Linked DNA regions of Homo sapiens: region 1 is linked to region 2. The links are chromatin contacts, found by Hi-C or POLR2A ChIA-PET in ENCODE. All regions are on one chromosome and are shown on one strand. The core of a region is the stretch at or near the end of the contact, and the rest is flanking DNA. Distances in the headings are between cores, read along the strand shown. Region 1 overlaps AHCYL1 (adenosylhomocysteinase like 1). Region 2 has its middle 27 kb from the start of EPS8L3.

What was found. Hi-C counts contacts between places; a loop is a spot of excess contacts on that map. ChIA-PET counts read pairs that join two places held with the same protein, here RNA polymerase II (POLR2A). Pooled maps may share reads with other maps.
Region 1: a loop to region 2 is called in a pooled map, with 6 times the contacts of the local background. The contact joins two enhancer-like sites. A Hi-C loop is called at or near these places in 1 of 168 maps with a recorded cell type or tissue (IMR-90) and 6 of 50 pooled maps. POLR2A ChIA-PET finds 5 or more read pairs at or near these places in 5 of 52 experiments (AG04450, BJ, GM12878 and 2 more).

What each region holds. Positions count from the first base shown.
Region 1 is chr1:110,009,726-110,013,094 of GRCh38, reverse strand. AHCYL1 (adenosylhomocysteinase like 1) reads right to left here. Exons shown (of 17, transcript NM_006621.7): 3 at 1,738-1,881; 4 at 633-733; 5 at 96-198. Among named protein-coding and RNA genes, the nearest start is that of STRIP1, 23 kb to the left of the region's middle. RefSeq lists an enhancer at 602-651. Within about 2 kb of position 1,319, at least 7 of the 41 ENCODE cell types and tissues checked have a DNase peak (open chromatin) inside an H3K27ac peak, as active enhancers do.
Region 2 is chr1:109,789,654-109,793,096 of GRCh38, reverse strand. No RefSeq gene overlaps it. Among named protein-coding and RNA genes, the nearest start is that of EPS8L3, 27 kb to the right of the region's middle. RefSeq lists an enhancer at 1,878-1,937. Within about 2 kb of position 2,141, at least 16 of the 41 ENCODE cell types and tissues checked have a DNase peak (open chromatin) inside an H3K27ac peak, as active enhancers do.

The DNA of each region.
Region 1 (3,369 bases), core at 70-2,569, 220 kb before region 2:
CATATATGATATTGTAATGACAATTTTGATACAAAAAAGTTATATGTTTGGATAACTATTTTGGGGCAAAGTTGGTGGGAAAAAACCGAACTTACCAGCCTCAGCCAGTGCTGCAGCTACTTCATTCTGAGTTGAGTAGATGTTACAAGCAGACCAGCGGCACTGAGCCCCCAGGGCACAGAGTGTCTCAATCAACACCTGTGTAGAAGTGTAGGAAGACAGGGTGAGGAAGAGAAGGGCCACCCAGGAATGGAGAGCAAGCCTCATCAAGATAGCAATACCTATCAACTCTGCACCAACAGGTGCTACACTGGAAAGTTACAAAAGGGTGTACTCCAGCGAGGTGGTGCACTGGTATTTAACTTTGCATAAAACATAGGTTTCTAAAAGTCTTTATAACATTTTATAACAATCATATGTTTGCAAATCTAGACTTTCCTAGGTCAAGTTTGCTGAAAGTGGGTTTACATATTAAAAAAAAACCCAGAAAACCCCATTATTGTGTAACAGGGAGATCCTATTAATAGTTAGCATTTGGAGGTTGGCGAGTTAGGAAAGGAAAAGTGAAAAAAAAAAAATTGATTTCTTTCTTCCCCTTATCAGAAGTCCCTCTTTTCTTCCAACAAACTCACCGCTGTCTGGGCTGTGATGTGTGTACAGCCCACTATTTTAGCACCAGCCAAGGGCTTCTCCCCCTGAGCACGTTTCCTGAGTGAAATCAGAGCAGACATGTCTGTGAAAGAACAGAGGATTTGAGCTAGGTCTGCACTAGCAGTATCATCAGTTCCTGCCCCAGGGCTGGTCTGGATCTGTTGAGATATGGTGAGATGAGGCAGAAAAACTTTAAGCCTATTTCCATGACGACTGGCAGCTTCAACGGCACAGTAATAGTGGAGAGCAGTCATGCAACCACTTGGAGTTTCTCTCTTCCTCTACTGCTTCAGCTTTATACACAGAGGACTGAACAGAGAATGAAGTAAATCCTTAAAACTGATCAAAATGAAGGGTGAGTCTCATCATTCATTTGGGAAGAGAGGAAAATAGTTAAGGCATTGGCTAATAGATTCCTATATATAATCATCAGACCAGAAAGACTGTACCCTCAGCCGAAACCACTAACTTCTGTTTTTCTATGCTGTCTTACCATGTCCTGTCAGTCTGTTTGGTTTCTCTATTCTCTCTCAGTATAGAACATGCCTTCAATGTGTAAACAACACAAGAGTAAAGAGGACCTTACTGGGAGTGGCTGGGGTAGAGAAACCAAGATTTAACTGTCAGTCACTTTTACTCTGCTCCAGCAGAGGGTGCTCAGGACCAAACAAGACTCTAGGTCACCACATCCTTACCTTAAAACCCTTCCTCATCAGCTGCTTCTGGGCAATCTGGGTCTCTGCCATTGGCAGCTATAGTAAGATCCCATATAACCAACTACCACGTAGTGATCTAGGACTTGTCAATTCTGCCATGTAGATCTTTGAATACAGTGGTGGGGTGGGGCAAGGAGGAAAACAGAAACTACTCTGTGTGTAATCACCACATGCTGAGAACAGAAGGAAGAGAGAACAAAATCCCAAGACTTAAGTTCCATAGAGAGAGAAGTGTTTATCCGAAAGTCCATAATACTGTCTTTCTTCCCAGTACACTTTCAAGTCAGCTTTCAAGTCTTAAGTTGTTTGTGGATTCTGATGGCCAACAAGAGGGTTGTTTCTGGTCCCCTAACCCACTCCCTTTCTTTACCTTGCTCTGCAATCTCAATCTCCCGGCGTCCAAATTCTGCCTGCTTGATGTTCTTCACACAGAAATTGCTGCTGCCCTTGGAGTTGGTTTGCTGCTTCTCTCGGGGAGAAACCTCATCATCAGAGCTATCTGTGTAGGATGCAGCTAGAGCCAGGAAAGAAAAAAACAAGGATAGAAAAACCTCAGTGGTCCCCAACTCTACAGAGTGCAGTCCCCAAGGGACTTTCATTTAAGTTAAGGGAACACCCTTAATTGGAGCTACCTTTTACAACGCTCTCAGTTCTGCTCCTCTAGGTTCTAATAGGTGGTATGAATGAAACTGTTGTGGGTACTTCCATGTTGCAGCTCTTTCACCCACCCTAACAATACTGTGCTATTAGTGCCTATGACAAGGGACCACTGATTATAAACCTGCAGCTATAGTAATCCCAGATAATAGAGGTACTTGGTCCCATCTGGATTGGAACCAGACCTGGCAAAAACAGAAGAATAATTTAGGGCAGATAAGGAATGCTATTTCTATAGATCACTGGTTCTCAAATTCAAGCATCTATCAGGATCACATGGAAGGTTTGTTAAAACATATATTGCTAGACCCTGTGGCCAGTTTCCCATCTGGCAGGTATGGAGTGGCACCTAAGCATTAGTAGTTCCAACAAGTTACCAGGTGTTGCTGATGCTGCTAGTCAGAGGATCACACTTTGAGAACCATGGATATAGACAAAAGTGATAAGATAGTCTTACAAGGGATTTTACACTAAGTTGTGCTCAAGGAATAGAGAAAGAAAGAAATGGCACAAAAGGCAAACAGCTCTGGTTCTACTGATAGCCCTGGGAAAGTCTGTCAAAATGATCAACTTTAAAAAGTGGTTTCACATAAAAGCTAAAAATACCACTTATCTGACAGATATGCAAGAGGATATACAACAATCATTCCTTACCTCTCAAATCACTTCTTTCCTCTCTGAATTGAGTACTTTCCTCATCACGGTTTCTGCTAGTATACCTGGACTCTCTCACTGACTGACTTCTATGTACAGGTCCTCCTCCTGTCCAGCTAACACAAATACTACTAAAGATTATCTTCCCCACTATGACATTTTAACCATATCACTAAGCTTTTTAAAAGGCTCTAATACATTTCTGTAACATGGCCGTCAAGATCTTTGAAGACTTTTTAAAAGCCTTCTTCAGTCGTTTTATCGTTCTTCCTCTCATAACTCAATTTTTCACAATTAATTTTTCTTCTTTCTTGGCTACAGTTAGCCTGCTTGTCACACACCACTTTTTATCTGTCACTCCAGGATCATATATAACAGCTTTTCATTTATGTTAATCCTTAATGTTGATAATACAATGCAAAAGGTATTCTGGCAAAGGACAATGAATGGCTTTTGGTACAAATATCTCTGCTGACATTAATAGCAATCTGTAACCTCTTAATCTTTTAACAATGAGTCTTCAGTTAAACAATGACAAGGTTGTATTGGATGCCCCATTAGATGTCCCTAATGTTTTCTCCTGTATTCATCTGCCAAGATTCTATATTCTTTTCCATGCTAATTTTCTAATACATGCTCTATAGTTGGGAAAGACACAATACAAAACAGAAAAAGACTTTATTTACAGAGA
Region 2 (3,443 bases), core at 892-3,391:
GAAAATGAGGGTAATACTGGTACCTATCCACCTGATAAGGCTGCCCTGGGGAACACCTGGGATTAAACAGGTAACAGCGGTCAGCAGGATGTGTGGGAAACAACGCTAGCAGCTGCACCCCGACTCTCACAAGATCCACATTTTCACCACGACCATCATCATCCACTTCTGCTCAGGACCTGAGGTGCAAGTGGGGCGGGAGCCTGTGTCCTGAGGGGCCTCTGGTGACAAGGAGACAGATTTCCCAGGATTCCTGAGATCTTTAATCCTTGGGAAGCTGGGCTGGAAGAAGCAGCTTTATGGGTTCCGTGCCCATCTAAACACATGTGCTTCCAGTTGGCTCTCCTGGGCTGGAATTCCCCAGGCCCCCGCCCAGGCCAGCTCCCGCCACTGCCCCATGCACCCCTCACTCCATGCTGACTCCCTTGGCAGGCCCGGGGGTCCTCGAAGGCTGGCTGCCTCCCCTCGCCAGTTATCAATTCCAGCCTCGGGGCGCCTCCCAATTCCGTCTGAAAGTTTCTGGAGGGGGCCAGGTCTTGCCACTCTGAGAGTCTTAAAACCCCAGCCCAGAGAACGGCTTCTAAAGGAGGCCTGGGAGAGTGGGAGTGGGGGATGAGGTGTAGGAGGGTGGAGATGAAGCTGAGGTGGAGGGGTCATTAATTCAGCAGCTCTGCCACTTGGTACCAGCCCCCAGGGCAGCGGCTCCAGTTGTCCTGTGGGGCCAGGACGCTGTTTCTGCTGAGTCATCCTTTCTTGCCCAGAGGGATCCTGGCCCCAAGCCACATTCCTAGTGGGGTCTGAGTGCTGCAGAGTAGGAAGCTTCCTTTCTCACCAGCCCCCAGCGCTCCAGCCATGCAAACAGGCTGGTCTCTCAGCAGCCTCTGCCGGCAGCGAACATGCTTCTCCGTTTGTCTGCATTCCCCCAGCCCCCCAGCCCACCTGGATCCCAAGTTCTGGGAGCTAAAAACACTCCCCAGGGAGGTACAGGAGGCGAGGCTGGCCCTAACAGGAGGGGGCCAAAGGGAGATTAAGGAACGATTTTAAATTTCTGCCTTCCTACAAGGGGCCCTCCCGCTGTAGGGGTCCAATAGCCCCACTGAAAAGGGCTGAATCTCAGCCCAAAGGCAGAGGCAGCAACCCCAACCTCTCTGTGTTGTGTGAAATGTCAGCGTCCCCAGACAAGCAAGGTAGCCACACCTGCGGAGCTCATGTATCAGGAACAGGCTAAGAACACCTACTATGTGCTAAGCACTGCTCTGGGCGCTGGCCTTGCAGCAGTGAGCAGGGCAGATGCGGCCCAGTCCCTGGCGTTTCTCCCAACCTTTCCAGTCCCACCACCGCTGCCTCCACTGGTGGTCTCCTCCCAGACTGCCCAGGTCCAAATCTTGGCTCCCCACTTCTAGCGATGGGATCTTGAGCAAGTTACTTTACCCCTCTGTGCCTCCATTGCCTCATCTGTAAAATGGGGTGAAGTAATGCCTACCTCATGGGAACGATGAGAGAGGTAAATGAGTTATTATGTGTAAAATGCTTAGAACAGTTTCTGGCACAGAGCTCAATTCTTTCCTGTGTGTTCTGAACTCTGTGCCTGGGCTCAGCCCTCTCTCCTCCTGGAATGCCCTGCCCCTCTTCTGGAACCCATAAGTCCAGCCTCTTCGCTGAGTTTCCAGGTGAGAAGACCAATTAGGGGCAGGCCCACAGTCAGCCCACAGCCTTACTAGGGCCACCAATACTGGCCGAGTGTTTTCCTGTTGCCAAGGGTTTTAAACAGCCCTGTGAGGTAGATAGGGGAGGGAATTCGGTGAGGGAAAGACACCCGCCTGAGGTTGCAGAACCAGCGAGTGTTGGATCTGAGAGTGGAACTTGGATCTTCTGACTGGAAGTAGCACTGCCTCTGTCCCACCTGGTGGCGTTGGTCCTAAGAAACCTTCAGATATCCTGAGGCTATCACCAGGGCCTCTGAAGCTAACCCAAGGCTCGGCACCCAGAAAATGGGGCCTTCCTAGCCCTTCAGAGGCCCTGGAGTCAGTTGAGCTTGTCTCAGAGCCAGCTGGGGTCCACGAAGGCCTCAAGACAGGGGGCGCTGGCTAGCAGAGCCCTGAGGAGGGCCCTGCAGGAAGAGCTCAGCGGAAACTCTGAGCAATGCTGGCAGCCACAGGCCTCTGGGCTTCCTGCACCCTCCACACAGGCTGCCCTGTCAACATCAATGTCAATGCGTTTGTGAAACCCTGCCGGGCAGGCAGTGGGAACTCAAGGGGCCCCAAGGGTTCATAGGCTGTGGTCACCCTGTTCCTTTGCAGCCCAGGAGAAGGTGGCTTTCTAAAGACTGCTGTCCACAGTGTAATGGGATGCAGCTGCTGCCGAAGACAGTTACCTGAAGGAGGCCCCACGGTCTCCTTAGGCCTTGGGCCTCCAGATCCCATGGCTTCTCCCTGCAGGTCCATATCTTCTGGGGTCCCCACAGATTCAGAGAACCCCCAGACAGAGCAATAGAGTGGACCTTGTGGTCGAAGGACTTTGGAGTGAAAGACATGTGGGTTATAAGCCCAATCCACAGCTTTGCTATCTGTGTGACTTTGGGAAAGTTAGTTAACCTCTCTGTAGAGAGCCTCAGTTTTCTCATCTGTAAAATGGTGACAGAAAGTACCTACCTTGTCCTGAAGATTAAATAAAACAATGTAAATGGGAGACCTGGCATACCATAAGCTTTTGATAAATAGGAACTGATGTTTTTGTGACCACTGAGTGATAGCAGATATTGGAGGTACAAATACTATTGCATTTCTTCGATTTGTATAATTTCAATTAAAACCATCCAGACCTAATTTACTATACTTGAAAGAAAAACATACCTTCCTCTGGAATCTTCCTCTCCTTTCAAATTGCCCAAGAACCTCCAGGTCTCATGTACTCAAAAAGTGGAGGGGGAGGTAGAGGCTCCAACTTCTGCACCTTGGCCAGGAGAACCAGGACGCTGACCCGTTCCCACTGAGGTGGCACCTGTGGATAACTGCTCCCACGTGGTCAGAAGGCTGAGTGTCCTGTGCCAACCAGAGCACCACACAGGCCACATGCATCTTCTGGGGGCTGACTTCAAGGATGGCAGAGGATGGCTGACAGTTTGCTGGGGCTTCAGGTCCACCCCTTGCGGTCAGAGTCTGAGTCCCTTTTCCTTCCCCAGGATCCACACTGGGGTTGGGGCTCCTTCTTTACAGACCCCAAAACACAAATGGCCTCCTTACTCCTGTGTCTGAAAGTCCCCAGAAAGCTGCTCCCCTTCGCCACCCCCAGACCCACCCTCCATAGTAAACCCCAGTGCTGAGTCACCTGAAGACTACCAAGGTAACTCTTGCACAGAACAGAGGGAAAAAATGGTCTATATGGGGCTTCCTGCCGTATTTTTTTTCTTCTCAGTAACTAGGCAGCAGGGAGAAGCCAAAGTG